2 separate regions of the Mus musculus genome follow, and region 1 is linked to region 2. A link is a loop called in an ENCODE intact Hi-C map of the cell type or tissue named here. Cell type or tissue: left cerebral cortex. All regions are shown on one strand. Links, peaks and the distances in the headings refer to the core of each region. The heading gives the core; the rest is flanking DNA. Region 1 overlaps Cadps (Ca2+-dependent secretion activator). Region 2 overlaps Cadps (Ca2+-dependent secretion activator).

Region 1 (11,553 bases), core at 1,837-9,836, 68 kb before region 2:
AGAGGGTTTTCCAAAATGGCAGTGCTGGTGACAATGTCCTAAACAAAAAGAACTCTGACTTGGCAAATAGAAGAATTGTAACTGGGTAAGCTGAAGAGTAAATTCAGTTTTCCTCAGGAGTATTATAAGGCAGATTTCTGTTTACCAAGACCCCACCTTAATACACACTTAAAAGCCAACAAGTCCTGCAAGGGCATCTAGTTCCTGGTTCAGCTCAAAGACTTCACCCTGATTGTCAAATAGAATCTACCTGCTTCCCCCCACCCCATTTTGTCCCTGCCCCACCCCGACAAGCCTTAGTAGTTTGAGCTCCAATAAACATTTTCTTTCTATCCATGGAGCATTCTAGTCCAGTGCTTTCACTGAGCTCTTGCGTATAGTCACCTTCTGAGTGAAGGGACCAACGTTGTCCCTGAAGTTTCCCTTCTTGCTAGGGTTTGTGATAAGTGCCAGAGATCAGCTATCTCACTGGGACTTGGAGTTCATTGATTAGGCTCTGCTTGTTGGTCAATGAACCCCAGAGATATCAATTCTCTGGAGCTGATAAGCGTGTGGACGCACCTCTGGCTTTTTTCATGGATCCTGGAGATTGAAAGCAGGTCCCCTCAGTACGGACTGAGCCATCTCCTCAGTCCTCAAGCAACGGACCATGTAAGCCATCACTGATGTGGATACCATATCAGTCTAGCTCTGTTGCGTAATGGAGCTTTTTTTTTTCTTTCCTCTTTTCAGGTAGGTAAAGAGACAGACAACTTGCGTGACTACATGGAAAATGCATTGTACCACTCTAGATAAGGGAAGGGATATATATAACAGGAATTTATTAAATCTAGGCAGACATGGTTACCTGTTGAGAGGGTTGAGCTGAGGCCCCCCAGGATACATGTCAGAAAGTACAAAATGTGGCCTAAATAGAAACATTATCCTTGATGTAAAAATAAAGATGAAAAGAGAGTTCAGAAAGAATGACCTTCTCCCATGTGGTTGGGTACTTAAAGCAGAATTTTTATAACATCTAACATTGACATCACCTTAGATACAATGTGGTTACATCCTATGCTTGACTCATTTCTGCCTCCCTCTAAAAAGACAACAGTAACAAACCCCTCAAACAACAAGAACCAATTTTCTTCTTGGTATGTTGGTTAAATTTGATAGTATAGAGAAACCCCACCACGATCAATTTCAAGCTCCTAACATATAATATAAACATGGAGATTTGGAAGCAAAACAGAGAACTGGATCTTACAGGCAATAGGAACCAACTAGACAATGCCAATCATTGAAAACACAAAGTCAGAAAGTCTCAAATGTTCCTTTTATTAATGTACTCTAGGTAGTAACTTATAGGATGTGTGTGTGTGTGTGTGTGTGTGTGTGTGTGTGTGTGTGAAATGATGTCAGATACATCATTTAGAAATTTTTTTTGAGACAGGTTCTATGTAGCTCTGACTATCTTGTAATTCGCTATGTAGAATAGGCTGGCCTTGAACTCACAGAAATACCCTTGTCTTTGCCTCTCATGTACTGGGAATAAAGACATATGCCACCATGCCTAGCTAAAAAGTCTTGTGTCTACATCTTTTGGTTCAGTAATTTACTTATAGCACTCATTCAAAACATGATGGCTGATTGAATAAGCGATGTCAATGTTAGACATGGTAATCTCTCTCTCTCTCTCTCCCTCTCCTCCCTCTCCCTCTCCCTCTCCCTCTCCCTCTCCCTCTCCCTCTCCCTCTCCCTCTCCCTCTCCCTCTCCCTCTCCCTCTCCCTCTCCCTCTCTCTCTCTCTCTCATCTCTTTTGGAGGATAAAACACAGGGTCACATACATGGTAGGCAAGACTTTTAACATTGAATCTATCTCATAGCCCTAACTAATATTCTAATGGACAAAGAAGCATCCTAAAGATTATGAGTAATAAAAGAGAAAATGCTAACTATGTAGTAAGTGTAATGAAAAGTATCTTTGGGGTCTAAATTCTGGACACAGAAATCTATCGAATCACTTGCTTCACCCTGTGTGCAGGTAAGTCTGGCCTTAGAGGAGAACTGGCTACTACACTAATGAAAGCTGTTTAAATGTTTAGATGGGGTCATTTCAACTTCCTCACTCTTCTGAGGAAACTGAGCTCAGCTCTAGAAGTGCTATTCACAGGGCACCTGCTACATACAAGATACCACAAAAAGTCCATGGTTCCTAGATCCAATACTGACGTCAGCAGCCTTACTCTGCAGATAACTGAACCGGATCTCAGAAGTGGCCAACAACCTGTCAAATTCTCTCAACCTGGGTTTCACCAGCTCTCTTTAAGTTTCTGTCAATAAGGGCCCACTGTGTCTGGTTGGAGGTCAAGGTGGACTCAACGACCTTTAATTATAGCTCATGTGAAACTGCATACAAATGTTGTAGGTATTTCTTTCACAATTGAGTTTCTGTGAGCAGCTTGATCAGCACCTGAGAGTCTGAACAAAATACTGTGTCTATCTCATGTTCGCTTTCAAAGATAGCTGTTTTTACAAAAGAACATTAAAGGAAACAGCTGATTTCAGATGCTTGTCTTTTTCTTCTCTATGTTGCTCTAGTCAGCAGGCATGTTAATTGTCATGGCAGCAATCTGAAATGAGGGTATCCAAATAGGTGATGAAATATTATATCACAGACCCCAAAGCCCATGCCACATTCTGAAATGTTTGGCGGTGGCTGATGAAAGAGACTAGCGCAGGCTAGAGACCAGTGCTTCTGAGCACAGGAACTTGGCTAGTTGGCTATGAGGAAAATGAATTAGGAAAATATGAAAGGCTCTTCAAGTCACCTTCTAATGGCAGCTCACAGCTTCAGTGTCAAAAGACCACAGCTTGCCACTGACTTATACCAGGGAGCTGGCCTCTCTGCCTTGTCTTAACCATATCCCTTCCTTGCCAGGTCAAATGCTAATTCTCCTGTAGGTCTAGTTTGAGTCACTTCTGGGGCTGGGGAGATGGCTTAAGAAGTGATGGAAGCATGGAGACCTAAGTTTGACCCCCATCATGCATATATACAAAGATGGGTGTGGTAGTGCTCATTCCTAACCCAATTGATAGAGAAGGCAGAGATAGTCATGTTTTGGCCAGCCTACCTAGGCACCTGCTTGTCTTGTGGCTTCCATATGTACATGCACATATGGGCATATTTATCTACAGACACAACTGTACACACAGGATCATGTCCACTCCCTCCAAGTAATTTTCTTCGCTGGCCTCTAGAGGAGGAGGTTGAGAATCTTTGCCCTGTAATTCCACTGCACTGACTAATTTCCTCTTTCTCTGAAAAGTAATGATGTTTCTAATTACTTGTTGGGAATATATCTCCAGCATGTAAACACAGAGTAAGAGCAATAGTTTCTCTTATTTAATACTGAGCCCCAGTACTTAGTGTGTTAGCATGTATTAAGAAATGTGTTTACGAAAGGACTAAAATAAAACTGGTAATTATGTAGAAGCACAAAGGCAGTGGGGAAATGGAAGTCTCTTGCCTGGGTGTTATTCCAAAATGGAATAATTAGGCTAAGTTATTCATAAAATAATTGTGCCTGTCATATTTTATTTTATTCATTTAGTGTGAGCATTGCATGTGGTATATGTATGCGTGTGTATGTGTGTGTAAAGGCATGGGATTTCCTTTTTCATTGTCTTATTTATTTGAAGCAGAGTCTCTCCATGAACCTAGAGGTCATGTTTCTTGGCTAAGATTTTATATAGCAAGCTCCAGAAATCCTCCTGTTTCTGTCCCCAGCCCATTCTGGGCTTGCTGCAAGGGTGCTGGGACATGAACTCACATCCTCCAGGTTGTGTAGCAAGTGTCCTTACTCACTAAGTATCTTTTCAGCCCCCCAAATAGTTATTTTTCCCACTTAGGAATAAAGTAACAGTGGATTGGTTTTAAAAGCATCACCAGGTGATTTCATTGATGAGTTCTGTACATGTAGGCAATTATACTGGCCATAATAAAAGAGTCATATGGCTTAGAGAGTAACTAAGTGTGCTTTATTTATAATATGAACTGAACCTATGGCAGAGTCTGGCTGTAAGGATGTCTCAAGAAAAATGCATAGAAATCATTTCATAGTGTCAGTAAGTTAGTCTTGACAGGCACGCCTGCTGCTACAGCATCTGAGGCAGGACTTTCCACTCAGAATGTATTAGCTAACTGGTTAGCACAGGAATCCAGCAGCCGATAGCCTGATGCTGTTAGCCTTTAATGATAGTCTCTGTCCTATCACCAGCTCACAACATAAAAACCTTTCCTCTCCTGGGTGCTTTCTAATGCCAAAGCAAAAACAGAATACTGTCCGGGGAAACATTAGCAAGCTATTCTAAAATCTCACCCTACTCTATGCCTCCAATTGCTTCTGCAACCACAGTTCCTTCTGGACAGAGGTTAACTCTTTGCTCCATTTCTGATCATTACCAAAGTGACAGACATGTTTCAGGGTGCTCTGGAAAAAAAAAGCAGAAAACAAAAAAGAAAAATGCAGTCACTGCTGACGATGTGAACTGGCTCTAGCCTTGGTCACAACTTTTAGAGGGATCAACCATTTCAACTTTGTTTCACTCTCAAGTGGAAAAACAACTATAATCTTGGTGAGGAGGAGGAGGAGGAGGAAGACGAGGAAGAGAGCTGACGATGACAATGACAATGATAATGACAACAGTCGATGTGAGCAATTAGAAACCCAGAAGACAGGACACACAGTAGGGATTAGGTTCCTGGAAGCCTTGACATGGGCTTTATTCCTCGTGTTCTGTAAGTAACAAATGATGTGTTTGGAAGGAGAACTGTAGCTGGCTGAAATCCTGATGCCTTGGAAGGGCTGCTGTTCCTGACCTGTGGGGGTGGGGTGAGAGTTAGACCTTCCCATGTCTGTCTTCACCCCACCGTGAAGGCTGTACAGGACTGCTCAGGTGGAGTTGAGGTGGAGCCCAACCTCTCTGAGCCTTGCTTCCAACATTTTCTAAACAGCGTTGGTAGAACGGAGCTGCTCTGAGAGTCCCAGAAACATACTTTCAGAGCATTTAGCTCTGTGCCAGGCACTCAGTGAGGACGTGAGGAACACAAGTTATGCCTTTGTACTTATTTTAGACGTTTGAATTTATTTACCACAGCAAAGGCAATTAAAATGTAGGGAATGGGACATTGCTCCAGGTCACCTAGGTCTATGCTAAGGGGCAGAGCTGAGCTTCCTTCCTATGTATTTAGGGTTGCCTTTCTTTCCGAATCTGAATTAAGCTTGGGACTCGTTTCCCTTAAAGTCTTCAGCACCACATACCACACCAAAGTTTCCCCTTTGACCTCTCCAAACCAATTTCCATCTCTAAAACCTCCCTACTCCACCTTACAGGGTCATGATGCAGAAATGTCTCTTGCTTCCCTGTTTTGTGGCCATTAGTGGCTGCTGCTGTCTCTGAAATAGTCCCTTCCCTTCCTCTTTGTTCACAGCTGGCCCCAGAAATCTCTGATCATGGTTCCCTGGAAGGATCTTGAGGGGTTGTCCTGGCTTAAATACTATCTCCTCAACCCTCCCTTTTTCTCCAGCTTATGTCCCAGGCAATGTTTCCTTCCACTTGATCATTCATTCTTTCTCTTTCTGATTGTCTGGCTCCTCGGATAAATGTAACCTCCCAAAGGGCAGAGAACATCCTTTGGAGCACTGCTGTGACCCCGGCACCATCACAACACCTGACATAGAGGTACTTTGTAAGGAATTTGGGGTGACTGACTGGGAAAATGAATTCATTTCAGGAGCAGCGCTCTTGCCAAACCCTGGACAAGGGTGAGTGATGCATTTAAATGCTATGGGAGAGGGACCTGGGCACCTGTTTGCCCTGCCTTTTGGCCTCCTAAAAGAACAGCATGAGACTACCCACAAGGCAGAGTCCTTTCCAAATAGTCATCCGCCATAAAAGCACATCTTGCAGGCAAGGAAAATGGGTGGATGGTTGCTAACTATATCTTCCAACTGGGCTGATCTTTGAAAAGTTCGAGAGGCGCCTGCCTCCCTCAGTCCCAGGCTGCTACTGCTGCTGAGGCCCCTGAGGGAGGAAAGGAGGGTGCGCTTGGGCGCCTCTTGGGCTGGCAGGAGAAGCCACATCTCATCCGCCCTCCTCCCCCAGCTCCTCTCCAAGAGAGGAAGCAATGCAGATGGAGATGAGAAATAAATATTCCTGCCTGCTCTGCGCCACTGCAGACGTTTTCCAAAATGTCTGGCTTGGACCACAAAATCAAGCCCACCCAGCAAAGGAGGCGCTCAGCAGGAGAAAGAGGGGGGACAGGGTGGCATATTTGTCGATATGCGTCAGCTTTCTGGGGGGCCGAGCACATGGCTCATCTTTGGCAGCCCTGCTGAGGTGGGGATGTGGTAAGTGCACAAAGAAAGGAATCAGAAAATAGGAGCAGAGTTAAAGGCAAGTATGCCAGACTCCGCACAGGCTGCGCACCTCTGTCCGAGCCCGAACACACTCCGCTGGTTCCTGTACTTGTTCTCACATATCTTGTTTACTCCACCCCTCACCACAGCCCCCACCCTTCCACCTCTATCCTCTTCCACCTCTATTCCGTTCCTGGGACGTTAACATCACCGGGCTGCCAGCATCCTTCAGAGGTCCTCTGCAATTTGGGCAGGAACTCAGAATCCATGTGTGGAGAGATTCTCACTACCCCTAAGTTCAGTTCTCATCTCTAATACTGGAATCCTGGCAGGCAATGAGATCATAGGCTGCAAATGAGAAGTGGGTGCTTGTGGCCATGAGGTGGCCAAGTGTGTGGGAGGAGTATCATAAGGAGGGAAGTTCCAGGCCCAGCAACAGAGCTGGAAGGCTCGGTATGGCGGCACCATTGCTGGGCATGCCTCTAGGCTGTACAATGTCGTAGGCTCGGTGAGAAAGATGGGAAGTCATCATGGGACACTTTGGTCTGGGTTTCTCACTCTCCCCGGGAATTCCTGGAATCCTGAATTCTTCATCTGGCTGCTGCTGGGCCAGTTGCTAACAAATCTTTTGGAGAGTTCATCCCAGAGGAGGGTCTTGCCAGGAACAAAAGTGGAATCCATAAACAAAAAAGGGGCCTTCTTGGGTCATGGGTTCAAGCACACTGCTGTGAAAACACTGGCTCAAAATGAAGTCTCAAAGCACTAGTCTCTGGGCACTCGGAGAAGTTTGCAGAGATAGTGCACTTTATCCCACCCACTTCCTTGTCATCTCCACTGTTGCAATGAAGAATGAGGCCTTGTCTGTCTCCAACTCATGTGCCCTGGATCCTTCTCTGTGAATCTTGCCCACTCACAAGCCCATCTGCCTTCCAGCATCAGGCATTTACCAGCAGAATCCCACTCTCTCCAGAGGCCACTCAGCGGTTGGAAACTGGCAGGGGAGTTGGCTTCTAGTCTCCACTCTACATATTGCGGTATCACCTCAGACAAATGACTCCCCGTCTCTGGGATACTTTCTTTGTCAAAGGAGTGGGCTAGATAGGTTTCTTTGCAGAGAATGACACATTACACATATGTTTTCAGAGTGAAATTGGATTCAATGTTTCTTTGCATTGTCCCCTTCCCAATCAACTCACTTTGTCAGTGAATAGCAGGCATGAAGGGCATCATACTTCTGGATTAAATTTATCTTTATATTTGGGAAGGTCAGAGTTAAACAGCATAACAAGCTGGGTGTGCTGAAGACGAACGCTATCTAGCAATGGCTTGAAATGTTATCAGCTAACATCTGCCTAAATAGAAGGAGAATCTATAGGCTGAGGAAAAGCCAAAATAGGGTATATTTGTTCATAAATTTACTCCTTTTTAGGACATGTCTGGAAAGAAGTTGTATGCATGTATGATTGTATCTTATCACAATCATATTCATTACTTGTAAAAGATGTTATTTAATTGAGTCCGACTACAAACTCAGACCATGAGGGTTTCATCTCATTCTATGGCATTGTGGGAGATATTATCCATCTCTCATACCCTTACAGGAGGAAACTTGGGCTCAGAGACCTACTCAGGCTCACATAGTTGGCTAGTGTTGTATCAGGATTTGAACTCAGCTCCTAGGGATTCCAAAGATAAGGATTTGTACCCATGATGCTGATGTTCTGGGCCTTGTCTGGCATCTGATTCTCACTGGGAGATTACTACAGACACAGGCTCCTAGGCTGCCTGCTGTTCTTGTACTGTTGTTAAAACAGCCTAGAACCAATACCACTTTTACTGTACCTACTTGGCAGGAACTGGGAGTGAAGCAGGATGAATGGCTCTCTCCTCTGACCACCCATCCACAGAAATCTGCTGCCTCCTGCTTTTCTTTTTCTTTTACCTTTGCCCTTGGTCTTACACAAGTTTAGCACTGAATTGGAGCTTCAAAGAATTTGGAAAGGACATGTCAACAGCTCAGGAAGCTATAAATGCAAACAGCTCCTGAGCTCAGGCAGGCAGAATGAGAGAATTCCTTTTCCTAAGGAGGCTCGCTAGCTGCAAGCACTTTCAGTCTATAAAGGCCCGGTACTTCAACTCCCAGCGCCTGAGGCTGTGTACCAAGCACACTCACTTAGAGATGGAGACTCCTTTCTCTATGAGGTTTCCTGGACTTGAACTGTATACAACTAACTCAGTTAAGAAAACCAGAACTTACGTAGAGTAAAGGCCATAAAAAAGGTATTTGCAGTTACAACTGACCTGAAGGTCACCATATACAATTACTAAAAGTATTTACTGGTAAAAATCGTGGCCCACACTACATTTCCTGTCATAGCCAAGGCAGTTGAAGGTAGGCTATTCACAAGTGCCGTGGAACTGGACAGCATACCGGCCTAATGGCAATGAATGCCCCGCCTCTTCTCCAGTGTTAACACGTTACACTAGCGCTTGAATGTAATTAACACACCTTGCCACTGCCGCGCAAAACCACACATTACCTCTCACCCAAGCAGAACCACAACTGAACCAGACCAACAACCGGGAGAGCAGGATACGCTTTACTCACCGTGAATGACAGAAACGAAGAAAACAAAGTCCCCTCGTCATATCTGGATAACTTTGCCAGTACGCCTTCCAATATAGTTACAAACTAGTAAAACAGCACAAAGGAAAAAGTATTATTTCAAATTGTAGTTGTTTACAAGAAAGAACAGCATGTCCCAGCCACCTAGAGGCTAGGACTCAGCCCCCTGTTCGTTTCTGCATTCCATCTTTTAAACTCTCACTTGGAGGAAGGAAAAGACTGCCGTTGTACGGCAATATTTGACTTATCCGGCTTTCTCTTCATTATTATGTGATTGCAAATACGGAGTGTTACAGAAGTGCAAAGTGACAAAATATTATTGAGTTGCATATAGCATGCGATAATATTAAATGCACTTTTCGAAATCCCAAACTGCGCAAAGCAGTCTTTACATTACATATTAGCACTACATTTAATCCAATCTATTTTTATTTGTATTTTATCAGTAATTTGGGAGAAACAGAAGTTTAGCACTGGCAAATATAAATGTCTTCCCATTCAGCATTACTTAGTTAAAATTCTATAATTCATGAGGGTGACTGAAATAGCTTTATCTGACTTTTCTGTGTTATTATGACTCTCACTGCATGTGAAACTAGAGGGAAAGGGGTTTTCAGGATGGCAGAATTCCTTATTACCGCTTCATTTTATGTATTTTAAAATCTAACTTTGTCAGTGCTGAGAAACAAAACAAACATTTCCCGCATAACCTAGTGCTGCGTTTAGGGACACATTCTTATTAAGTTAACATATGCCGCTTCATCAATTGATCTTCACACAGCTCACGCACATCAGAAAATCCTCGCAAGCTGGGGCTGGGTGATGTGCAGTCCTGTTCCTTGGGAGCTGTGAGTGTCCAGAGCAACTTTTTAGTGTGTTACATTTTAATGGAAAAGCAGACACAACAAAGCAACATTGACAGTGCCCCCTTCCACCTGAAGCTGAAGGTTACCTTTGCCACCAAAAGTGTGATCATTTCTTTAACGGTTTCTTCAATTAGTTCATCTATTTTTGAATGGTATTGATGCTAAAGAAGACAGAAAGACACACATTAGCATGTCAGGGAGTTGACAGTGGGCATTGTGTCCCTGGCTTTAGATCAGAATCTATAAATAAAGCCTGGCCTGCAGATCCAGTCTGTTTCCATAGTCCTAGAAGCAGCAATAAGATTCTGACTTCTCTTTGATAGAGAGACCCGAAGCACTTAAAAAATCAGCAGGCTCATTGTTTCTCGTCTAAGGCTTTAGATAGCCTTTGATGTATACACACACACACACACACACACACACACACACACACACACACACAAACACACATACACCCCAGCACACATGGCTGGCCTAATTGGCCTAGCAGTGTGTTGAACTGGATTATACAAAGCTTGATTCAATAGCAATCTAGTACACTGGGAGAGGAATGGTATTTCTGGGGATCTGATGGGGGATGTAGTTTAAACAGTGGGATCCCTCCAAAGGGAACTTGACTAAGACACCAATTTTATAAAAACCTGCTAAGTATTTTATTTTATTTATTTTATTTTATTTTTTGGTATATGCCTCAGAGCCCATCAGTTTTAGCTACAGTCTTGACCCAGAGGCCAGGTAGAGTCTCTTTCTGAACCATCGCTACAAGCCACACTTTTCCCCTTCCCTTTTATTCTGTTCATCAATAAGCAGACCCAGGTTCGACCTTCTGCTTAGACTGAAGCTAAGTTTTTCCAGTTTTTTCAAACTGGCACTGTCGATTAAATTTAAATAGTAATGTAAAAACACACCCCCACACAAACAAAAATCTGCTATAAATGCCAGGGGAGAAGGAAAAGCAATTTCAACACAAGTTATTATATGCCAGCTCCTTGACATTTATTAGAACATTTTAGTATCCATTTGAATTATTTTGTATTTCCGTTACACAAAAACAACAATACAAAAACATTGTTATTTGGAAAGAAAAATGCACTTACCCACTCTTTAGCAAACTTTCAGGAGGAGGATTAATTAGGAACAAAAAAGAAAAAGCAACAGTGCAAATAAAAATCAGGACAAAAGGACACACAGAAAGATGAAAATTAAATAAAGCATTACAAGGCTGTGCAGACATACAGAAATAAGACAGGAGGAATGTGCTGCAAACGTGCTTGCTGGCAAGCAGGGTGACTGGGCAGAAGCAAGCAGATGAGGCATTGTTTTAGACTTGGAAGAACTGGATAAAATCCTAGTGCAAGGGCCAGAAGCCATACTGCCTACATATTGAGCTCAGTTTCCTTATCTGTAAACAGGTAATAGCACTAAGACCTGAACCTGGGGGAGCCTGGGACCAATACAGATACTGATCTCCAGAAGAGGAGAGGCAAGTCCTGGTGAATATGTCTTTAGCTCCATGTCTCAAAATAACCAGGAGAGACAAGAGACATAGTTGAATGGCTCTCTCTCTCTCTCTCTTTCTCTCTTTCTCTCTCTCTCTCTCTCTCTCTCTCTCTCTCTCTCTCTCTCTCTCTCTCTCTCTCTCTCTGTGTGTGTGTGT
Region 2 (11,553 bases), core at 2,044-10,043:
ATTACAAGTGGGCATTGTAACTTCTTAGGTTGGCTAATAGGCAATTTCAAAAAGAGTAGTATTGAAGAGGGCACTATTCCAAGGGGCTCTTTTATGACTTGCTTGCAGCCTGTCTCATCTGAAGTTATGACTCAACAATATAGAAGCTATTTTAAGCATGGGAGTGGTGAAGAAGCTTTCCCCACTGAACCGTCACCAGGAATATAGATGCTATTAGAATGTCGGCAATAGTAAGGAAGGCTCACATTGGATCTGGGTGTTGGATGAGCAAAGAACTCAAAGATGATTGAAGAAATAACGCAAGATATAGAAGAGCATGTGTTTCACCAAGAAAAGGACCAGAACTTCATAGATTCTCCCCTTGGAGGAATAGGAGCAGATTGATGAAGACTGAGAAGCTATGGATTTGGATTTGACATTGGAGACCCTACGTTAGACTTTGGACTGGTCACAACAGTAATGTATGTGAGGTTTTGTTGTTGTTGCTGCTGCTGCTTTGTTTGTTTGTTTGTTTGTTTGTTTGTTTTGTTTTCCGAGACAGGGTTTCTCTGTGTAGCCCTGGCTGTCCTGGAACTCACTCTGTAGACCAGGCTGGCCTCAAACTCAGAAACCCTCCTGCCTCTGCCTCCCAAGTGCTGGGATTAAAGGCGTGTGCCACCATGCCCGGCTTGTTGTTGTTTTTTTAAAAATTGTATCACATACATGCTCAAAGTGTGTGAAATCTGCAAATAGTTTGTACAAATAGCTTCAGTGACTCCAGGGTAAGGTCACACTGTGGAATTTTAGGTAAGAACTACCAACTACACAGATTTCTCAAGACTTCATGCTATTCCTATGGAAGCAAGCTTCCTCCAGGAAGATAGTCGAATGGTTTTAATGAAGGTGACAAGTCCAAAGGAAATTTTTCTTTAGCTGTGGGAGATGCTTACTTTCTTTTGAAACTTGTTTGTAATTTACCCTCTCTCTCTTATGATCACTTCCAGTTAGGTGAGTCTGGTGTTTAGAACATAAGGATGCTTCATCCTTGCACAAGGCCAATACCTGTACAGAGCTAGATGCAATCCAGTGACATGTTCATAAAAGTATCATTTCTCTCTGTAACATGAGACCAAGAATACATTTCACTGTTAGACTCTATCCATACTTGTTTGCTGCATAAAGCACTGTTTTCAGAGTTCTCTGTAAGGCAAATCTATACCCACTTAGTGCGATACTGTTTTTTTTTTGGGGGGGGGAGATAAAATATACTAAACATAATTGTGTGTGTGTGTGTGTGTGTGTGTGTGTGTGTGTGTGTGTGTGTGTGAAGAGGTAGAGATATGGTTGAAAGAAAGAAAAAAATATGTAACTCAGAACAAAATAAAGCAAAGCAAAACAAAATAAAATAACCACCATATGACACTAACTGAATGAGGCAAAGACACCATAAATAAGCCAAGTGTTCAGTCCCTGGGAGAGAAGACAGAGACTTCGACTATAGTAGTGGCTTCAATCAATGACAGAAATGGAAATACCTGAGATAAACTTAAGAGCATTGGTAGAGCCAGGAATTGATTTGTCACATGCTATGAAGGAAGGGGGAGTTCATGGCATGGCTGCTCAGCTTCTGTCTTGGGCAAGTGGGTGGATGATCTAGGGACCCTGCTGGATGAATGGAGAAGAATGAGTTCAAATCCGAACCCACAGGATGCACATGGGCTGTGAAGATGAACAGAACCTTGACTTCGAGCACATCTCCCCAGATGATCTTTGGACACATTTTCAGAGATGTTTTAGAATTCATGCCCTCTTACATCTGACTGCAGACTCATTAATCTATGCAGCGAGCTGTGGATTGAGGCGTTTGGCATTATGGATTTGTTAATTGCTGATACAATGTACTTTCTATGCAGGCCATATGTGAAAAGCAGCAGTGGCATTCAAGAAATGTTAAATAATAATGTAAATGAGAAAAATTTCCAATCTCAATAATAAAGGGATCCAAGGAACATTGACGCAACTTGCAATCGTCGGAGCTGTTTGATTGCCTTGTCACTGTGGGACAGTGACCAAAGTGATGCTAATCTAAATGTCATCTAGAAAGAATACTAAAAATATTATGGTGAAAATTAAGTACTGCAACCTTAGGAGCTGATTTAAAAATGAGAAGATATAGCAATTTACATCTGTGGATTTTGTGATCGCCAAATGCAACCAGCTGAACATGTTCACATTTTCCTTTAGTTTGCTCTCTCTCTCTCTCTTTTGAGAAAATGGGCTTAGTTATAAAGAGTTGGCCCAAACTAATATTCATTCAATTACTCTCAAAGTTTGATATGTATTAGAATCACTTGAGTTCTTTTATTCCTCGTGCTTAATTATCTCCTTATTAAACTTTAATGGTTCAGGTAAAAATTCCCCAGAGGGCTTTTGGCTGCAAATGGGGTTCAGGAATCAGAATTATTTTCATTTCCTTACCACAAGTGGTTCAAACATACAGTAATGAAACAACCAAGATCTTGGCTAGATGTGTTCTGAAGTCAGAATCACGGATGAGAGTATATTAGAAGAAGCTTTCTGGCTCCATGTAAGAACTGCTGAATTATTTGAGGGTAGGAACACATGCTCTATATTTTATTAGACTCTTCCATGTGACTCATGTGAACCCTAGAGGGGGAAGACTGCTGCTTTTGCAGAGCAACACATAGGTACAGCATCGACGTAAAAGAAACAACAACAAATCCAAGGGGGAAACATATCAGCCCATCATTTGGGAACATTATTTAACACGAGACTCCTGTACCTCAATGCCACTGGCATTTGGGCCTGAATGTTACTGGGTATTTAATACCACCCCCACGCCAATCAGAAATATCTCCAGACCTCACCAAAAGTCTTCTGGAGGGAAAACTCACCATGCTTAATCCCGTCAAATACACAGGAAAGCTCCCATTGGGTAGGAAAGCTCCATTGCATAGCTCTTTATATGCTAGGAAATGGGCCACAGTCCAGTGGGAGCTGCCTTTCAACAGGAACGACTTGCTCTGCTCTGTGTGGATGATGCCAGGTCGAAAAGCAGCACTCTGGACAGCTTCCACAGTGGCTTCTTGATCCTGACTGGAAGTTTCTGTTTTCTTGCAGGTGGATATGGACAGCAGAGCAAAACACAAGCAGGAACTCTGCCTCACCATCAGCCATATTCAGTGCCAGGAGGGAGGGGGTGACTCGGTGGTTCTGGGAGTTCTCTGCATGCTCACTAATAGCTCTGCCTACTATAAGGGACAGCCTGCTTCATTCTCCAGTGAGCAGAATTTCCCAGGTGCACTTGAAGCTTCTGTAAGTTCACTGCATACACAAGGCTTAGAAATGGCCAGTAGATAAATGAACATTAAAGCATACAGGATCCTTGCCTATGACCATCTATTTGGACAAGTCTGTCCAGAATTGCAGGCAAAGACAGAGGAAGAATATAAATAAGAAGAGAATGAAAAGAGTGAATAAAGGAAGTCTAAGGGGGAAGGCACCAATTTTCCAGTGAAAGAGGAGAGCATTGCTGACGGTCAACACAGGATAAGGTAGACAGAAGCTTAGAACTTCATGCCTTAAAGATGATCTCATTGTTTTTCTACTAGTAGCCGTTGGTTTAGTGATGGGCTTACTTTGTGCTTTATCATAATTCACTGTTTCAGCTGGGTTTCTTCTAAACAGATGAGTGTGAAAATTAGGAAGATTTGCTTAAGAAATTAGATCCATAATAAATGTATGGGCCTATCTTATCTAACATCAGTTAACCCATCTTATTTGCCTCTTGAACATTAGTTTAAAATTACCAAGCATACCTTTTTTTTTTTAATTACAAATGACTTGTAAGACATCAGACTAAAACTAGACATGAAGACAAAACAAAAGAACAAAACACAACAACACCACCTAAAACAATCTGACTCACTTCTGTTTGCTTATTGCTAGGTCAGTCTTTCCAATACAAACACCAAACACCTGGCTCAAACTTAGTCCCAATGCACATTTTCCCATTTTTAAGATCTTTTATGAAAAACTGCATGTTTGGAAAAGGATTCAGATTTAGGGGATTCACAAAGCTGTTGTTTGCAGACATGGACATGGTAGCATGCATGCAGGGACAGGTCAAAGGGGCTGAAAACAAAAGCTAACACAAATGGCTTCTTACCTTTTTTGTTCTTGACTTGGGTGAGGTTTAGACTCTTTTCTTTTTTTTGATTCTCTTCGTGAATCTTTTTTAATCTCTGGTTCAGGAGAAGGTGGAGATTTGCCCCCTTGAAAGTCTGTGTTTGATAGCAGCCCACTAAGATACACATGCATTTGTTGACTTTGGAGAGGGTGTGGTGGCAGGAGGCATGCATAGAGGGTGGCCAACCATAGGAAAACCAAGAGCACACACATGCGCAAACAAAAAGAAAGAAAAAGAAGGATGCATCAAAAAGCAAAGGCAAATGCATTCAAGCTAAAGTAATAAGCAAAAAAAAGATGCAAAATGCATAAGGAAAATCAAAACTGAAAAGGAAATAAGAAATCCCAAACTGTTCCCACGACAAGATGTATAAACCTAACTGTGAATCAAGTGGCAGTCTTACAATATGAAACCCAGACAATGTGTATCATAATTCATGATGATGTTTACGAGGGAGTTTACAAAAACATTTCATTATTTTATAACACTTTCCTATTCAGTAACATATGTAGAATACAGTGTGACAACCAAGAGAATATAATGCAACTTCTCTCTCTCCCTCTCTCTCTCTCTCTCTCTCTCTCTCTCTCTCTCTCTCTCTCTCTCTCTCTCTCTCACCCTCTATAAAAATTCAGTCCAAGAGGCTGTAACAGATAATCATCAAAGTGTACATATTTATAAAAGTGCAAATTAGGCATGCTTCAACCCAGGTATCACAGTCTTTATGAGTATCTTTTATGCGAATAAAAGGTCATGTGTTGGACTATGGAGCCATAACAATAGGAGATGAGAATAATCTTATTTTCTGTTAAAATATTCAAAGCTACAGTGTTATTACTACCTAGCTATAAATGATAGAGTCTCATTTCATAAAAGTCTATCAGTACTAGAGACAGGAAAAGCACAGAACAAATTCCATAGATATTCCAGGACCGTGTGGCTTGCAAAGATGAGGAAGGCTGACACAACCCTAGCTTCAAAGCCAGGTAGCCTGGACTGGCTTCTTCCCTGACGTGGATTTCTCCCGAGTGACAACTTGCTCATCTGAGGCTTGTTTTCCAAAGCCACCCAGCTGTCTTCTGCTGCCTCCCCTGGCTGTTGGCAGGGGTGCTTTGGAATATCGTAGACTTATCTTTATACTAACGTGTGGCTACATACATTGAGATGGTAAGCTGGCTGTGGCAGCGTGGAAATTTATTCCATGCCTCTAGAGCCAAATGGCAATGTTCTTAAATTATTTGCTTCTTTGCATTATTCAGAACATAGATGTTTTTTCCCCTTCAGGAGCTGGGCAAGGTCTAAAGAAATAGAATACTTAGTACAGAGTCAGGAGACTTGACATTCTGGTCTTGTTTGTGAAACCTACAAAGTGAGGGAGTTGGTTAGCTTGTGATCGCCAAAGTTCTTCCCACTTCTGAGGATATATTCAGTGTTCCTGGCATCTTGACTGCCAGCTTTACCTATCTTGCTTTAGCTCTAGCAATGTGCTTGGCTTCCGTTTTCACAGGACAGTAGTACATGCTGTTCCTTTTGCCTAGAGCCTCCACGAGTCAGTTCTCGGCTCCAGCACCATTTCCTCAGCCCCCTGCTGCTGCTCTGCCGCACTATCCGAGTCATGCTTCTTATTGAGTTCTACCCAGAATTGAATTCCTTTTCTTAATGTATCTTCCCTATTATTTTTTTTTGTTGTTGTTGTTGGTGGTGGTGGTGGTGGTTTTTTTTCAAGACAGGGTTTCTCTGTGTAGCCCTGGCTGTCCTGGAACTCACTCTGTAGACCAGGCTGGCCTCAAACTCAGAAATCTGCCTGCCTCTGCCTCTTGAGTGCTGGGATTAAAGGCTTGCGCCACCACGCCCGACTTCTCCCATGGTTTTTATTTTTCATCACGTACACAAAATGCAAGCAACCATCAAACACTCCTGAAATGAACGGTAGTATCAACAAAGGCAAAATAGCGATCAGTTTCTTGCCAAGTTGGGCTGAGGGTATATATATATATATATATATATATATATATATATATATACACACACACACACACACACACACACACACACATATATACACACATATATATGTGTGTTCACAAGTAGCCTCTCAACTCCATGAGAAAACTGTCATTCCCATTTTATAGACCAGAAAACTGTAATTTTGAGAATTTAATTACCAACCAAGGTCACCGATTAAAAAAACAAAAAAGGAAAAAGCAAATACAAAACCAAAGCCCACCACGGATAATGATTGCTACCCAGACTGATTTAACTCGGGGCTCCCCTAGAAGGGCTGTTTGGTATTTCTTCACAGTTGTCTAAGGAAAGGAAATTAGTTTAGCATGCCTCTCTCCTCTCTCCCACCCACCCCATGTGTAGTTCCTCCCCTCCTCCAGTCTGTTTGTGCACTACTGGGTAAATAGGGATATATTGTGAGTTAGGGTCACTCTTTCAGGCAGAACTAGTTACAAACCACTGGAAGTTTCTTTTTTATCCTTTAGGAATACCGCTAGACCCATGCTTACCTGTTACCATGGACATGGGACGCGCAGAAGGCAAAGCTGTAGTGAAGAAGCGTGGGGTCAATCATCGCGCCATTTTCTGCTCGTTCCAGCAAGTCTCTAAGGTAGCAGAGATGCCGGTGACATCCTCGGACTCCATTTCTGGCGCAATACTCATCTAACACAAACACCTGGCCAGGACTGAACCAGCCCTGTAGGGAAATAAAGGAGAGACTTTCTTTTAAATGTTGCTTTTTGGAGAGGTGCTAGTATCAAGAGTGGCTAGAGGAAGGGACTGATAAACAGCCAGTGTTAACTCTTTTGATTGCAGGTGGGTAAATTAACTGAGCTCAGGGATGCCATGGGATATCAACACAATTGGTAGAGCTGTATCAGCAAGCAGCATGCTTCTAGGAAAAGAGAACAAGCAGGGCTCTGACATGTACTATAGGGGGTGAAGCTGGGGCAGAGTCTGGCAAGGGAAAATTGGGATACAAATGCCTTCAGTTGGTAGACAACTTGTGCTTGACAAATAGCTTTCAGCTGAGCCTTCTAGTAAGCCCGTGAGGTAGACAGGACTGGCACAGAGTCTGGGTAAGGAACCTGCTATTCACACCAGACCCAGCCCAGCTTCTACTCTGGGTCCGTCTGTTTCCCTATCTTCAGGCATAAAGGAAATTTAAGCTGGTTTACACATAGACTAAACTTTGTAAATCATTACACCTTAGAAGAAATTTTCAGTGCATTTTGAAATGAAGGTAATAACATAGCATCTAAATGGCTAGAGTAAGTAAGTTGCCTCGGATTCAATTGAACAAAAGAGAGAGATTTCTCAGGACTGCATCTATAGTCCCACCCTACCCCCTGCAATTATTTGTTTTCCTGTTTATATTTGCTCACCATGAGACCAGCCAAACCTTGCTGCAAAAGAGAATCCAGATGGAGTCTCTGATAGTAATTCAGCATCGTGATGGATAGAAACCCGTGTCTCTCTTATGTAACTGGAAAGACAGGTCCCTAGCAAGGCCAAGTGACTTGGCATTGAGGGTCAGTATGGATAGAGTCTAAAATCAAACCATGTTGTCTCATTTCCATACTACCTGAAGCAAGCAATAAATCAGTCCAGGTGGCAGTTTCTAGATTGGACATTTGGGCTCTTTTTAACAAACTTCATTTTTCTTTGAGGGTCTCCTATGAGGTTTGTTTGTTTTTTTTTTTTAATATTACTGCAGCTTGGATCGAAGGGATGAGGGAGTCAGTGATGTGGAACAGGGAGAGGCCAAAGGAGTCTGGAAGGGAGGGCTTTGCAAGGCTCTCATCTTGTATTAGGATCTGGGGATCTTCAACTGGCAACGTGCAGCTCAGCGATGCATCCAACGAAAGACGGCATCTTTCCTATTTCAAATTATAAGTTCCTCCAGAGGGCGGGAGAGTAGTTGAGGCAGTGGGCTGCCCCTATAGGCAACTTCTTTGCCACTCCATCTGCTACCCCAAATGCTAAATCTTAGAGACAACACTGCTGTGAAAGATTAAAATATATTTTCTACGACTCAGATGACACCAAGTCTTTTGTAGATGCCAAAATAGCTGCTTTGAAAAGAGTTGAAGAAATATCAATTAGGAACTGAGTCGAAGACACAGAAAAATTTATGTATCCCTGCTGGTCGGTCTCCAAAACCAACTGAAAAAAAAAAGACTGTACTAATGAGAAAAATGGAATAGAGAGATAGGGGATAAGGCCCTTTACATTTCTGTTATTTTCTGAAACTCTGGCCTTAATTAATAGATCCAGGTATATAATCAGGAAAGGGAGTTGTTCTGGGTCACTCATAATTATTATTTTTAAATTTGGACTATGTAGTTAAGCGTATAGTGATTAATGGGGAACAGGCATCAGTCTGTCATCTCCGGTTATATCTTTAGAGGGCATATATTAATTCTCCTTCGTGGTAAATTTCAGAATGAAAAAAAATTGTTTTCAAACACTGACGTGAACAAAAGTCATAAAAGGTGAAACCGTCTCAAAGTGTAAACATGTCTCACAGTGTTCATCACGTGAGAAGAGTTCCTGCTGAAAGGGTGGCAGTGCTGAGGCACACCTCACGACGGTCATAAATGTAATTAGAGATACACAATAGTAGGAAATCTGAGAAAAATGGACTTGCAATGCAAGGTAAGGTGTTTTGTTTTATTTGTTTGATTTGTTTTTGTTTTTCAAGTCAGTGTGGTGTTCCTTTCCAACTTGGCAAAGTAAGAGTCTCCAATGACGAGATTCTAAATGAGATAATGTGTCACTGTGAGCCATAGATTAATAAATTATCTTACAGAATCCCACTTCTATTTTAAGATGATTTTAACCTCTTTAAAAAACACACAATATCTTCAAGCAGCAAAAAAGGGGAACTTAAAATAATCATTCAGAATAAGGGTTTATGCTAATGTCAGTTAATTATATAATATTAATGTTACATAAATATATTAACTTTCATGTTTGAAGTCAAGGAGAAGAACTGCTCTCTGCATAAAATCATTTGATCATCTCCCTCCTTCTTTTCTGTCTACAAAGTAGGATTAGTAAGTAATATTTACGCTTAAATAAATTCATCATTTAGAATCTGAAAACAGAAATGAGCTGAATCTTTGTCATAGTTTGGGGCTTGATAGTTGTAAACCAAAAATGTGTTTTCAAAAATTGGATAAATATGTAACAGCAGTCTTTAAACTGAACTAATTTGACTGAGGGTTTAAAATGAGATTTCAGGGTATGTAAAAAACCCTGCTGGGTAGCTGAGCTTCTAAATGCCTACTGCACCTTTAAAATTTTTTCCTCAAGGGTAAACATGATTCTGAGTATAACAGAGAAGGTGTCACCCAAATAAACAAACCCAAATCCATTACAGTGGCAGTGGAGTGTATTAGCAACTGTCTCGATCTTTAGAAGTGACAAAAGCATTGTATTGCTTAATGAGCTAGGAATAACAGGCACAGGACAAAGAGGGTGGGGTACCTACAATCAGGCAATATTTATAAGTTCATTTTGAGCAGGTGCCAAGTTCAACCACTTTTTTAGGAAGATTTCTCACGTAGCAGCTAAGATGGGGTGGCTAAGATAGGGTGGCTGGGGAATTGGCTATGTCTCTCATGAGCACTTCCTCCATCTCACATCGACTCTTGAGTAAATAAAACTTCTGCCATGCAGAAAATTAAAGACTTGCTTATAATTGTTAAAGGGGTTTTGTAGGGAGTGGGTAGAGTTCTGACATAAAGGTAGAGGGGTATTTGATGTTTTTCAGGAATGTCACGCTGCAATTGCTGTACATCAAAGGGTATACTTGCCAGGCAAGAATAGGAATCATTAAGTCTGTGATCCAAAGTCAGCCGCTGCACCATCTCAAAGAGGGAAGCGTGGTCAAAGTTACAGGGGTTGGAAGAGATAAATTCATCCATGCCATGCTTCTGAGCTCTATCTGCGTCTGTTCATTTACACATGTGGAGAGAGACACAATTTAGAGAAACACATCACAGGCTTTTTTTGACATTACAGATTCACAGGATTCACTAGGCATTGTGAACATCAGCTGCCTCCCTGCTGCCCCACCCCGCTACCCCGGAGATAGTCTTTGACCCCACCCCCCGCCCCCATTGTCAACTTGCATCACTTACTGGTAAGTTTACTGCATTTAGGCAAAAATATATTGGCATCAACATGTTTATCAAATGATCACAATTCCAGTGCTTCGTGTTGCTCTTTAAACCATGCATGAGACCGTAACTTCGCCTGCATCTCACCGAACACTGAAAGCAGATCGGATCTTTGCTGATAGCAGTCTAGCTAGGTTTTTGAGTTCGTAATAGATTCTGCCATTCCAGCGGTTGTGTTTAGAGTAATTTCTCTGTGCTTATTGGAATTATCTGGGGAAAGGCTTATGCTGGTTTTCAGCAGAGTGACAATATTTGTGTCATCCCCTTCCAAATTCTCATTGCCAATTTGGTGTCACAAAAGGTTTGATTCCCAACCCTCCAAAATTAAAAGTTTTTTTTTTAATTTAAATTTAAGATTTTCATTGAAACTGGGAGAATAAGTTTAGTGTGGGTTTAGTGTTGGATAGGCAAGGACTTTGCCTGTGGGGCACATACTCCATTAGTAAACAGAAACTACGCTGTGAGGGCTGCGGTCTGCCAGTTATTGTGAGTTAATAGTCTCCATGTATTCACACTTTTCCTTACAGGGTGAAGACTGTAGGCAAAACCTCCTAAGGGCTAACTAATTAATCTCAACGTGTGTAACTAAAATAGTCTATCCTTAGCTGGCAAAATAACTCAGAGAATTCAGCTCAAGTGCCACTAAGAAAAAAAAATCCTCAAAAGGTAGGAACAGGGGTATTTTTCAAGGATAAAGAGATCTGCTCAGTTGACCGAGTCATTTCCTCTCCAGATATCCAACTACGATAAGGTAGAATCTCAGAGGGAATCAAGCAAGGTTTTACTCATCTCTTCGAATGCAACATTTTACGGGATGCAGGGAGCTGCCAGGAGCCAGCGGAGCAATCAGGGCAAAGGAAACTTGATGTCTGACTTGAGAGGGTGTTTGAATAATATTTTCCTATGTGGCCTCTGTCCCAGGAAGGGTTTTTTTTTCTTTCTCTCCCTCACTTAGGGTATTGCTGTGAGCTTGTTTTTTGGTAGCTGTGGGACTTTAACACTATGAGTTTTCAGTGACTTCAGCTATCGTTTGAACAAAACTGTGCAGCTTGTCAGCTTCTACACTTTTAAAATCTTTGGCATTTTGCATAGGAGTAGTGAGTGGTCAGTGTTTGGTTATGATGTGTTGTTTATGCCCAAGACATACAAAACCATTGTCTCTAGAAGGCAAGT

The links. Peaks named below come from ENCODE experiments on the same cell type or tissue, not always from the same donor. Only the 100,000 strongest peaks of a DNase experiment are listed, where the experiment ranks them.
Region 1: a loop joins it to region 2, with 13 times the contacts of the local background. A loop is called at or near these places in 2 of 42 quality-filtered maps.

The regions. Positions count from the first base shown.
Region 1 is chr14:12,430,859-12,442,411 of GRCm38, forward strand. It overlaps Cadps (Ca2+-dependent secretion activator), which reads right to left. Exons shown (of 31, transcript NM_001042617.1): 26 at 9,983-10,057; 27 at 9,013-9,096. Among named protein-coding and RNA genes, the nearest start is that of Fezf2, 91 kb to the left of the region's middle. In left cerebral cortex, for the core only: no CTCF peak of the experiment used is centred there; DNase peaks (open chromatin) are centred at 4,951, 6,195, 6,763 and 7,322; H3K27ac peaks cover 2,683 bases.
Region 2 is chr14:12,499,082-12,510,634 of GRCm38, forward strand. It overlaps Cadps (Ca2+-dependent secretion activator), which reads right to left. Exons shown (of 31, transcript NM_001042617.1): 13 at 10,015-10,151; 14 at 6,703-6,890. Among named protein-coding and RNA genes, the nearest start is that of Fezf2, 160 kb to the left of the region's middle. In left cerebral cortex, for the core only: a CTCF peak has its summit at 5,283; DNase peaks (open chromatin) are centred at 5,359, 5,623, 7,278 and 8,131; H3K27ac peaks cover 2,324 bases.